Linked DNA regions of Homo sapiens: region 2 is linked to region 1. The links are chromatin contacts, found by Hi-C or POLR2A ChIA-PET in ENCODE. All regions are on one chromosome and are shown on one strand. Each heading gives the region's core, a stretch centred on a gene start or an enhancer-like site at or near the end of the contact. The rest is flanking DNA. Distances are from core to core; before and after follow the strand shown.

Evidence for each region. A loop is a pair of places that touch in the nucleus more often than their neighbours do. ChIA-PET counts read pairs that join two places held with the same protein, here RNA polymerase II (POLR2A). Pooled maps may share reads with other maps.
Region 2: a loop to region 1 is called in a pooled map, with 3 times the contacts of the local background. The contact joins the enhancer-like site here to the promoter of ITM2C in region 1. A Hi-C loop is called at or near these places in 3 of 37 single-sample maps with no recorded cell type and 2 of 50 pooled maps. POLR2A ChIA-PET finds 5 or more read pairs at or near these places in 1 of 52 experiments (AG04450).

The regions. Positions count from the first base shown.
Region 1 is chr2:230,862,001-230,867,129 of GRCh38, reverse strand. ITM2C (integral membrane protein 2C) reads right to left here and starts at 2,188. Exons shown (of 6, transcript NM_030926.6): 1 at 1,985-2,188. The coding sequence starts at 2,104. RefSeq lists silencers at 989-1,088, 1,879-1,968, 2,069-2,438 and enhancers at 872-1,528, 1,529-2,187, 2,846-3,504, 4,630-5,129.
Region 2 is chr2:230,614,304-230,619,432 of GRCh38, reverse strand. No RefSeq gene overlaps it. Among named protein-coding and RNA genes, the nearest start is that of LINC01907, 84 kb to the left of the region's middle. RefSeq lists an enhancer at 4,128-4,247. Within about 2 kb of position 2,372, at least 5 of the 41 ENCODE cell types and tissues checked have a DNase peak (open chromatin) inside an H3K27ac peak, as active enhancers do.

The sequences.
Region 1 (5,129 bases), core at 939-3,438:
CCTGCCCAACTGACAAAGTTTGAGGGAGGAGGTACTCAGCAGGCTCAAGGCCATTACAAACAGCACGCAGGAAGATGTTGATATTTCCATTTCATGCTGGGTGAGGGGGAAGAAAGGACGCTCAATTTCAGAGCCTGATGAGAAGCCAGAAGCTAGGATGTCAGTTATGCCCCGAGATGCAGGTCTCTGTCAGACTGCCCAAACCCATGCCATCAGCAGGCTGCGGCTGGAGAATGTGCCGCTCCTGCAAAATCTGGGGGACCTTCTGATGGAGTTGGAATAACACCCTCCCACTGTCTGACCTGGTCCTCCCTCCTCAAATATCTCCAGGAAGAGGTGGCTAGGAAAAGAGATGGGCAAGCGTGCTGCCTCCTGCCCCCATCCCTGCCCCTCCCCAGGCTGAGTGGAGGGCAGCTTCCCTTCCAAAGAAAAGGAGTCTTGAAGAACCCCTTGCAAACTTTTAAAGCTGCAGAACCATCTTCTTCAAATATGGAGCGCCCCCTCCACCTAAGCTTCAGATGAAAAGGGGGGAGCTGCTCTCATGGGGTGCACAGCAACCCCCAACCTCGCCTAGGTGGTTGTTGAACTCTTGTGGCTCTGAGCCACTGGTTGCTGCAGTGACCACCATAAAAGGGCAGGGGGTTCTCAGTCTCCTGGCATTCCTCACTCAGGGTCTCTGCCCAGGCTGACACCCAACTCTGACGGCCCTCTCCGGCGCCCCCTCCTCCAGGGTCCAGGTCATCCTCTGCAGGCCCCTTAATGCCCCAGGCAAGACTGAACCTGAGCCACAAAACCTGGGGAGGGGGCTAGGCGTTCAGGAAGACTCTTCAGAAGCCTGCATCTGGAAGTGGGGAAGCAGTGGACAAAGACTTTCTCAGTCCTGCCTCAATGCGGGGTGGGGAGGCGGGGAGGACATGGGCTTGGTAAGCCACAAGACCGCTGGGGGCGGCGCCCACGTAGACACCTTTGCCAGGCACAATAAAACCTGGCTGGGCCAGCTCTCCCTCCCTCCCTGTCCCTGCCCGCCACGCGTTCTGCCCCCTGCGGGCCCTTCCCGGACACAAGGCACGCAGCTCAGACAGTTTTCCACGGCGGAAATGCCTTCTCTCCCCCCCGGCCAGAGGGAAAGTGGAGGAAGCCGGGGTAGGGGAGGGGGATGACAGGGGTGGGGGAACGCGCACAGAGCCCGGGGACCCAGGATGCAAGGGCACTGGGGCAGTTGGGAGCCCTCCCCGTGGGGTCGGGGGACAGCCCAGCGAGAGGCTGGGAATGGAGAAAAGAGAGGGGAGCAGGGAGGCCCAGACGGCAGGGCGTGGGGTGGGAAGGGGGCACCCGGCCTCGGACCCCCGACGTCCAGAGGCCGCAGCGCCGTCGGTTCTGGCTGATTTCCATTTCATCACTTTCTGGTCTGTCAATTCCGGTGCAGGCCAGCAGCACATCCTCTGTCCCTCGCAGCCCCCAATTTCGGAGGAAATCAACGGCCCCACCCTCTTCGTTGGTACCAGACCCCCCCACCCCCAATTCCCCAGCCAATCAGGTCCCACCGCCCTACTTTGGAAAAACTACGTCTAACCCTCCTCCCATCCCCCACCTGGGGACTCGACTCGCGGCTTTCCCAGTTGATTGGAACCAGACGCGTACCCCCCCACCAACATTCCTCGAACTTCTTCGGACCAGCCCCCTCCCCCTATAAGGCGGCGAGGGGGCCCCCACTTTTGGAAGAGACCTCGAGCACTTCTCCACCTGAAGACCAGAACCAGACGCCTCCCACTCTTCGGACTTCAGCTTTTGGCTGCCGCTTTAGTACGGGACTTAAGCCCCCTCCTCATTCTGGGATAAGCAACCATTCGAGACTTCCCAACCCTGCTCCACCCCGGGCTCTGGGGCCCTGACGCGCCTCGGGCAGTCCCCAGGGCCGACGGGGCGCGCCTGGGTCGTGAGCCTGGGTCCCCCGCCCCACCGCCTGAGCCCCAGACCCTCTCACCCTAGCCGGCGTCAGCAGGATCTCGGTGGCCGAGGCCGGCGCAGGGGCCGACGCCGACGCCTTGTCAGCCTTGTCGCCCTTGATGCCAGCCACGGCGGGCTGGAAGCTAATCTTCACCATGGCTGCGCCGGCCCGCGCGTCCGCCCCGCAGCCTCTGCCGGTGCAGCCTCGGTCTCTGCCTCCGCCGCTCCGAGCTCTGCAGGCACCGGAAGTTTGGATCCCGCTCGCGTCCCTCTCTCTAACCCCACCCCCAGCCCTCCCCGCCCCGTCCCCGCGGGAGGGCCCCGGCGCCCGCCGCGCCTGCGCCCCCTTCCCGCCCGCGGGGCCCGCAGTGACCCCTGCCGGGCGCGCCGCTCCGCACCTGGGGCGGGTCGGAGTTCCTTCTGCCGCTCGCTCGCACAGTCACTCACTCGCTCGCTCACTCACTCACTCACTCACTCGCTCACTCATTCATTCAGCCGTCACGCTCGGATCCGTTCTCCGTAGCATAATCCCTTCGCATTCCCTGTCCAAGGCCAGCATCCCCGCAACGCAAGTCTTTGTTAACCCAGTGTTTGCCAGGCAAATGCAGCTTCCAGACAACTCACCCGTCTCTCCTGCCCCACTTCAGGTCTTCCCCTTTAGAAACGCTGGAGCCTCCGCTCTACCTGTCCCCACGCCCCCCTCCTCCGACCTGTCCTTGGCGCGGGGAGGAGGCTTTGAGACAGGCGCCAAACTGCTGCCTCCGTCTTGCCTTCTGAAGCCATCCACGCCTCCTTCATCCTCCATCTTGCTTCTGCCTTCATTCTTTATTCCTGCAAAACCTTCCTGGGGGGTCCTGGGGTGCACGCTGGAGCCGCCTGGAGTGGAGAAGGGAAGGCCGCCCCTGCTCCCTGGCTCCTTCGTGTTGCTGCGACCTCAGTTATTGGGTGACCTCCTGAACTGCCCTTGTCTCACTCATCCAGGAGGACCCTGGCGAGAGTGGAGGGAAGACCCCCAGGGCGGGTGTCAGAGGCTCGGGTTCCACTCAAGACTCTGCTCCTCCCAAGTATCACGGGTACTGGGGAAGCAGGGGCTTCTGTTGCTGGGATGGCTGCTCTTGGCACTAACGCCCTGAATCTTTCCTCTTTGCTCCTGGTCCAGACTGGGCCAGGGACAGCGCCCAGCAACACACACAGGTTGTGCTGAGTGGTCCGCTTTGGTTCTGCTGTTGGGCTGCCAGTGGAGGGCAGGGGAGTCCGTCCGCTTCTTGAGGACAGTCCGGGGTCCTCCACTGATCTCTCTTCTCACCTTTCAGGTCTTTTGCAGCTGCCTTGGGCCCTTAGCGCCCACGTCCCAGACCCGGACCTCTTGGCTCAGATCTTGGATGAACCTAGCAACCTTGAGGACAGACAGGTGGGGAAAGAAGAAAGTCTAACTGATGCTAAGGCCACCAGCCTGGGGAACTGGGGGGAGGGAATGGGGAGGTGGAAGAAGACAGATGGTTTGGAGGAGACGAGGAGGAATCTGGTTTGGCACAGAGCCAGAGAGGAAGGTGTTATGGACTACCGCTCATCACCTGCTCCAGATCCCATGGGAAACCTGGTGTCTGGAGAAGGCAAGCTCCACGTCTTGCTTAGGCCACACCCCCAACATGCATTCCTTCACTCAGTGTTTTCCAAGCACCCCTGTGTGCCAAGCATTGTGTTAAGCTCTGTGGCAGAAAACAGAGATGCCCAAGACACAACCCAGCCACCAAGGATGTGGTCATGTGAAACCTTCTATGAGTGGCATTCTTTCACGTGCATTCAATTATTTAATTTTCATCACAGCCTCTGTGACCTACACATTAGCCTCATGTTAATAGTGATAGAAGGTAGCATGACTAAACCCAGGGTCGCAGAGCTGGTTTGGCACAAATCTCTGGTCAGCAAGACAGGGCCACCTGGGTGAAGCATCCACATGCCTGAGATTGGCAGGCGAGCACCCCACTTCCCCTGGAAGGCCTTCCCAGACCGGCTGGGATAAGTCCCTTTCCTGTGCACCTTCAGCACTGTGCACATCCCCCTCGGGCCTCTCCTTACGCTTGACCATGGACTCAATGCCGGCCAAGTGCTGGGCGTACAACCTAGTGCAGTGATTCCTAAATTTTTTGGTTTCAGGACCCCAAGAGCTTTTGTTTAGGTGGCTTATGTCTATCAACATTTACCATATTAGAAACTAAAACTCAGAAAGTTTTAAGACACAAGAATACATATATTCCATTGGGCATCAAAGCGATGTCATCACACATGTAGTCTCTGGAAAACCCCACTGCACGCTAATGAGAGAATGAGAGTGAAAAGGGCAAATAATGACTTATATTGTTGCAAAAAATAGTTTTGACCTTGGAGACCCCCCTGAATGGGTCTTGGGGGGCACCATGCTCTGCAGATCACCTGTTCAGATGCTCAAGAATCCATATTCCATGGATTCTAAGAAACACATTTCTTCACATTTTAACATCTTGAGAATCAAGATATCTTTTACAATTATAATTGGCAGTGATTAAGTAATGTCTTTCACAAGTGATAGCATCTTATATTTGATGGAGTACAGTATAGCCAGTCAATAATCCAAGGGGAGCCAGGAGGCTGCGGGAGGTCCATGTCGCATACTGAGTTTTGTGGACTCAGGGAAGGACAGCAGGGTGAATGCGGTCGTGGTGCAGCCCAGGCTCCATGCAAGACAGGAGATTTGGGTGGGAACTGGAAAGACACAGGGTGTGGACAAGTGACAGGGAAATGAGAGTCCGCACTGGGAGTGAGGAGAGTGACTCTGGGCCAGGAGCCCTCAGCTCAGTCCAACAGCCATTCCTGCCAGCACCTGAATCCTCTTTGTTCTGTTCTTGCATCTTACCCAAGTGGCAGAGCTTCTCCTGTCCCCCTTTCTGGTTCCAGGTTCTGCTCAGGGACTGCTAAGTTCTGTTGGTGAAAGTGATACCATCATGCCCCTTGGGACCAGCATGCTACCTCCTCTTGGAGGGGCATGGTGGCAGCCATGCAAAGCGGTCCCCTTGGAGCTGCAGGGTGGGACAGCTGTGGCTTCTTTAACCAGTCATTCTCCAAGCAAGGACCTCGGCCAGCAGCCCCAGCAGCACCTGGGAACTTGTTAGGAAGGCAAACCCTTTCTATGTCTATTCCGAAAC
Region 2 (5,129 bases), core at 1,123-3,622, 250 kb after region 1:
CGACACCCTGCCCTGCATCAGCTCACCCTCCATGGGCTGTATCCACTGTCCAACCAGTCCCAGTGAGATGAACCAGGTACCTCAGTTGGAAATGCAGACATCAACCGTCTTCTGCATTGATCTCGCTAGGGGCTGCAGACTGGAGCTGTTGCTATTTGGCCATCTTGGAAGTGACCTTCTCTTCTCTTCTCTTCTCTTCTCTTCTCTTCTCTTCTCTTCTCTTCTCTTCTCTTCTCTTCTCTTCTCTTCTCCCCTCCCCTCCCCTCCCGTCCTCTCCCCTCCTCTCCTCTCCCCTCCCCTCCCCTCCCTTTCCTTTCTCTTTTTTTCTTTCTCTCTCTTCCTTTCCTTTCCCTTTCTTTCTTCCTTTGTTTCCCCTTCATTTCCTTCCTTCCTTCCTTACCTCCCTCCGTCCCTCCTTCCTTCCCTCCCTCCCTCCCTTCTCTTTCTCTCTCTTTCTTTCCTTTCTCTCTCTCTCTCTTCCTTCTCCTTTCCTTTCCTTTCCCTTCCCTTCTCTTCCTTCTCTTTTCTTCTCTTTCTCTTTCTTCTGGGCTTCACTCTTTTGACCAGACTGGAGTGCAGTGGCATGATCACAGCTCACTGAAACCTGCCTCCCAGCCTCAAGCAATCCTCCCACCTCAGCCTCCTGAGTAGCTGGGCCACAGTTGTGAACTGCCATGCCAAGCTAATTTTTGTATTTTTTGTAGAGACAGGGTTTTGCCATGTTGTCCAGGATGGTGTTGAGCTCCTGGACTCAAGAAATCTGCCTGCCTCGGCCTCCTAAAGTGCTGGGATTACAGGTGTGAGCCACTGCAGCCAGCCAAAAAATCTCTTCTTATAAGAAGAAAGAGTGTAAATGGGTTGAGAATGACAATTGCAAAAGGAGTCACTGGGTGTCATATTGAAATGACTTCACAGTTTGGGCTGCAAGTGTTTTGATGGTGTCTCTGGTCAATATGTCTGTCTTAGCCATGACCTGGAAAGTTCTCTAACTTAAGAGTTTAAGACAACAAGTCCAGGCGCAGTGGCTCATGTCTGTAATCCCAGCACTTTGGGAAGCTGAAGTGGGCAGATCACTTGAGGCCAGGAGTTCAAGACCATCCTGGCCAACATGGTGAAACCTTGTCTCTACTAAAAATACAAAAATTAGCTGGGCATGGTGGCAGGCACCTGTAGCTCCAGCTACTTGGGACGCTGAGGTGGGAGGATTGCTTGAACCCGGGAGGCGGAGGTTGCGGTGAGCTGAGATCACGCACTCCAGCCTGGGTGACAGAGTGAGACTCTGTCTCAAAAAAAAAAAAAAAAAAGACAACAGAAAATTAATAGATATAGGAAGCCCCAAGATGAACTTCTGATTTCTGATTCTTCTTGAGTCAAAACTCACCTGAGCAGGGCTTTGGAATAGTTACTTCTCTGGTCCCACCTGGATTTCTCTTTCATTCTGTTCCAGTTCAGCCCATTTGGTTCCAGGTGTCCTACAGAGATGCTGCCCTGCCCTGTGTAGCTGGGAACTCCCTAACTCAATGTTCAATGGCAGGAACATTTCAGTCTCTGTGCCTGCAGCTGTTCCAAGTTAAATAAAACCCTTTTTCAGCTGTGATGGAGAGTACTTTGCTCTAGTGCTTTCTGCAAAAATACTTGTTGCCAGTTATTTATAAGTTTGGAAATGAAATGATTTTTTTTTCTTTTTTCTTTTTTTTCCAGACGGAGTCTCGCTCTGTCACCCAGGCTTGAGTGCAGTGGCGCCATCTCAGCTCACTGCAACCTCCACCACCCGGGCTCAAGAGATTCTCCTGCCTCAGCGTCCTTAGTAGCTGGGATTATGGGCATGTGCCATCACGCCCGGCTAATTTTTGTGTTTTTAGTGGAGACAAAGTTTCACCATATTGGCCAGGCTGGTCTTGAACTCCTGACCTCAGATGATCCGCCCGCCTCGGTCTCCCAAAGTGCTGGGATTACAGGCGTGAGCCACCCCGCCCGGCTAAGGGAATTCCTTTCTTATGATGTGTGTTTATTACACACAAATATAAAGGGCATTAAACTTCCTGTGTAACTCCCTTAAGCTTCTTCCCTAAGGCTTGGAGATTTTCTCTTTTAGCATTTTACTCTTGTGAGCTGTTAAAGTCCCCTGGCAACTTTATGAACTGATTAAACACTCTCTTCAACTTTTCATTTCTTCTCCAAACAACAGTGAAAATGGAAATAATGGCAAAAATAGTTACCATTTATAGAGTACTTACCACAGGCCAAGAATTCTGTTCTTTTCACATACTTTTAAAAATTTATCTTTCAGAAAAATGCTATAGTTATTTATATTCTCATATAAGGAAACAAGCATGCAGAAAGTAATGTACCCTAGGCCAGGTGTGGTGACTCACACCTCTAATCCCAGCACTCTGGGAGGCCGAGGTGGGCGACTCACCTGAGGTCAGGAGTTTGAGACCAGCGTGACCAACATGGAGAAACCCCATCTCTACTAAAAATACAAAAATTAGCTGGGCGTGGTGGTGTGCACCTGTAATCCCAGCTACTTGGGAGGCTGAGGCAGGAGAATTGCTTGAACCCAGGAGGTGGATGTTGCAGTGAGCTGAGGTAGCACGATGACACTCTAGCCTGGGCAACTGAATGAGACTCCATTTCAAAAAAACAAAACAAAACAAAACAAAAACCACACACACTCACAAAAATGAAAGTAATGTGCCCTAGGCCACTCAAAGTAAATGACAGTTTTAGAAATCCAACCAATGGCTGCCTGACTCCAAGGTGCCTTGATTCTAACCTCAGTAAATTTTCAGATCTGTCTCTTCCAGGGCTCACTGCAGCCAGAATACTTTCTGAGCTGGAGCGATAGTGACCAGAGCCAAATTCACCTTCATTGTAATGAAATTAAGTCAAGGGCTAGTGTTGCCCAGTGGATGGAGGATTTCCGCCTTCAGATAGCAAGCGCTCTAATGACCTCTGTTTCACTGATCAGTGCCCATCGAGGTTGCCTCTTTAAAAATTATTTACAGGGGCCGGGCGTGGTGGCTCATGCCTGTAATCCCAGCACTTTGGGAGGCCGAGGCAGGTGGATCATGGGGTCAGGTGATTGATACCATCCTGGCTAACATGGTGAAACCATGTCTCTACTAAAAATACAAAAAAAATTAGCTGGGCATGGTGGCCGGCACCTGTAGTCCCAGCTACTCGGGAGGCTGAGGCAGGAGAATGGCATGAACCCGGGAGGCGGAGCTGGCAGTGAGCTGAGACTGCGCCACTGCACTCTAGCCTGGGTGACAGAGCGAGACTCCATCTCAAAAAAAAAAAAAAAATTATTTACAGGGGCCAGGTGCGGTGGCTCATGCCTGTAATCCTAGCACTTTGGGAGGCCGAGGCAGGCAGATCACCTGAGGTCAGGAGTTCGAGATCAGCCTGGCCAATGTAGTGAAACCCCCTTTCTACTAAAAATACGAAAAAAAATTAGCCAGTCATGGTGACTGGTGCCTGTAATCCCAGCGACTCTGGAGGCTGAGGCAGGAGAATTGCTTGAACCCAGAAGGGGGAGGTTGCAGTGAGCCGAGATCTCGCCACTGCACTCCCACCTTGGTGACAGAGTGAAACTCCATCTCAAGAAGAAAAAAAAAAATTATTTACAGGGAGGTCCAAGAGATATCCAGCATCATGGAAAGAATTTATTGCTCTGCATTAGATAGTCTCAGATGACTAATGCCAGTGAAATGGATGCATCTCATGATGATGAATTTTTTTTTTTTTTTTTTTTGAGATGGAGTCTCGCTCTGTCGCCCAGGCTGGGGTGCAGTGGCGCAAGCTCTGCTCACTGTAAGCTCTGCCTCCCAGGTTCACACCATTCTCCTGCCTCAGCCTCCCGAGTAGCTGAGTAGCTGGGACTACAGGCGTCCGCCACCATGCCCGGCTAATTTTTTGTATTTTTTAATAGAGACGGGGTTTCACAGTGTTAGCCAGGATGGTCTCAATCTCATGACCTCGTGATCCACCCACCTCAGCCTTCCAAAGTGCTGGGACTACAGGCGTGAGCCACTGCGCCCGGCCAATGATGATGATTTTTTTTAGGTGGAGCTTATTTCTTGACTTTGTAACCAAAATGTCAGAATCTTAGACTTTTCTTAAAAGATGTTTTTATTCCTCTGGTGGGTACAAGGAGCCATCTTTCCTGGTTACACTCTGCTTGTAATGAAAAGCCCTTTTCTCAAAACTTGACTAGACTCCAGATGTACCTTCTTCTTTGGGAACTTGAAAGAAATGCAAATTCTTTGGCCTCGAACCAGATGTACTGAATCTGAGACTTAGGGGGCGGGGCCCCACAATCTGTGTTTTGAGAAGCCCTCCAGGTGAGTGAGCTGTGCGCTCAAGTTTGAGAAGCACAGGGTGTAGTCACTCACACAGCTCCTCTTGCCCACTCACCCTCCCAGGCAACGTCAGCCACCCCCGAGGCTTCAGTGGCTTCCAGATCTGATCTGCAGCCCAGGCTGCCTTTCTTTTTTTTTTTTTTTTTTTGAGACGGAGTCTCACTCTGTCGCCCAGGCTGGAGTGCAATGGCACGATCTCGGCTCACTGCAACCTCCGCCTCCTGGGTTCAAGCAATTCTCCTGCCTCAGCCTCCAGAGTCGCTGGGATTACAGGCCTGTGCCACCACACCCGGCTAATTTTGTATTTTTAATAGAAACTGGGTTTCTTCATGTTGGTCAGGCTGGTCTCAAACTCCTGACCTCAGGTGATCTGCCCGCCTCGTCCTCCCAAAGTGCTGGGATTACAGGCGTGAGCCACCGCGCCCGACCCGGGCTGGCTTTCTGAGCTGTAGACTTATTATAAACACCTGTCCAATGACACTGCTACTTGGATATGTCACAAGGACCTCAAATTCAGCATCTTAGTAAGTATTTATGTTTCAACTTAAGTGGTGTTTTCTCATTGGACTAGGTTTGTCTGACTTGCCATCTCTGCTATTACCCTGTATTAAAATTCCTTATGTAAACTATGCGTTCCACCACACCAGGAGCTCCGTGAAGGCAGGGATGGGATCGGTTTAGGTATGGCTCACTTAGGATCACAGCTAATATTAACTGTGTGAATGAATGAAAGCTCCTGTATTCTCTCTACCAGAGGTAGACAAA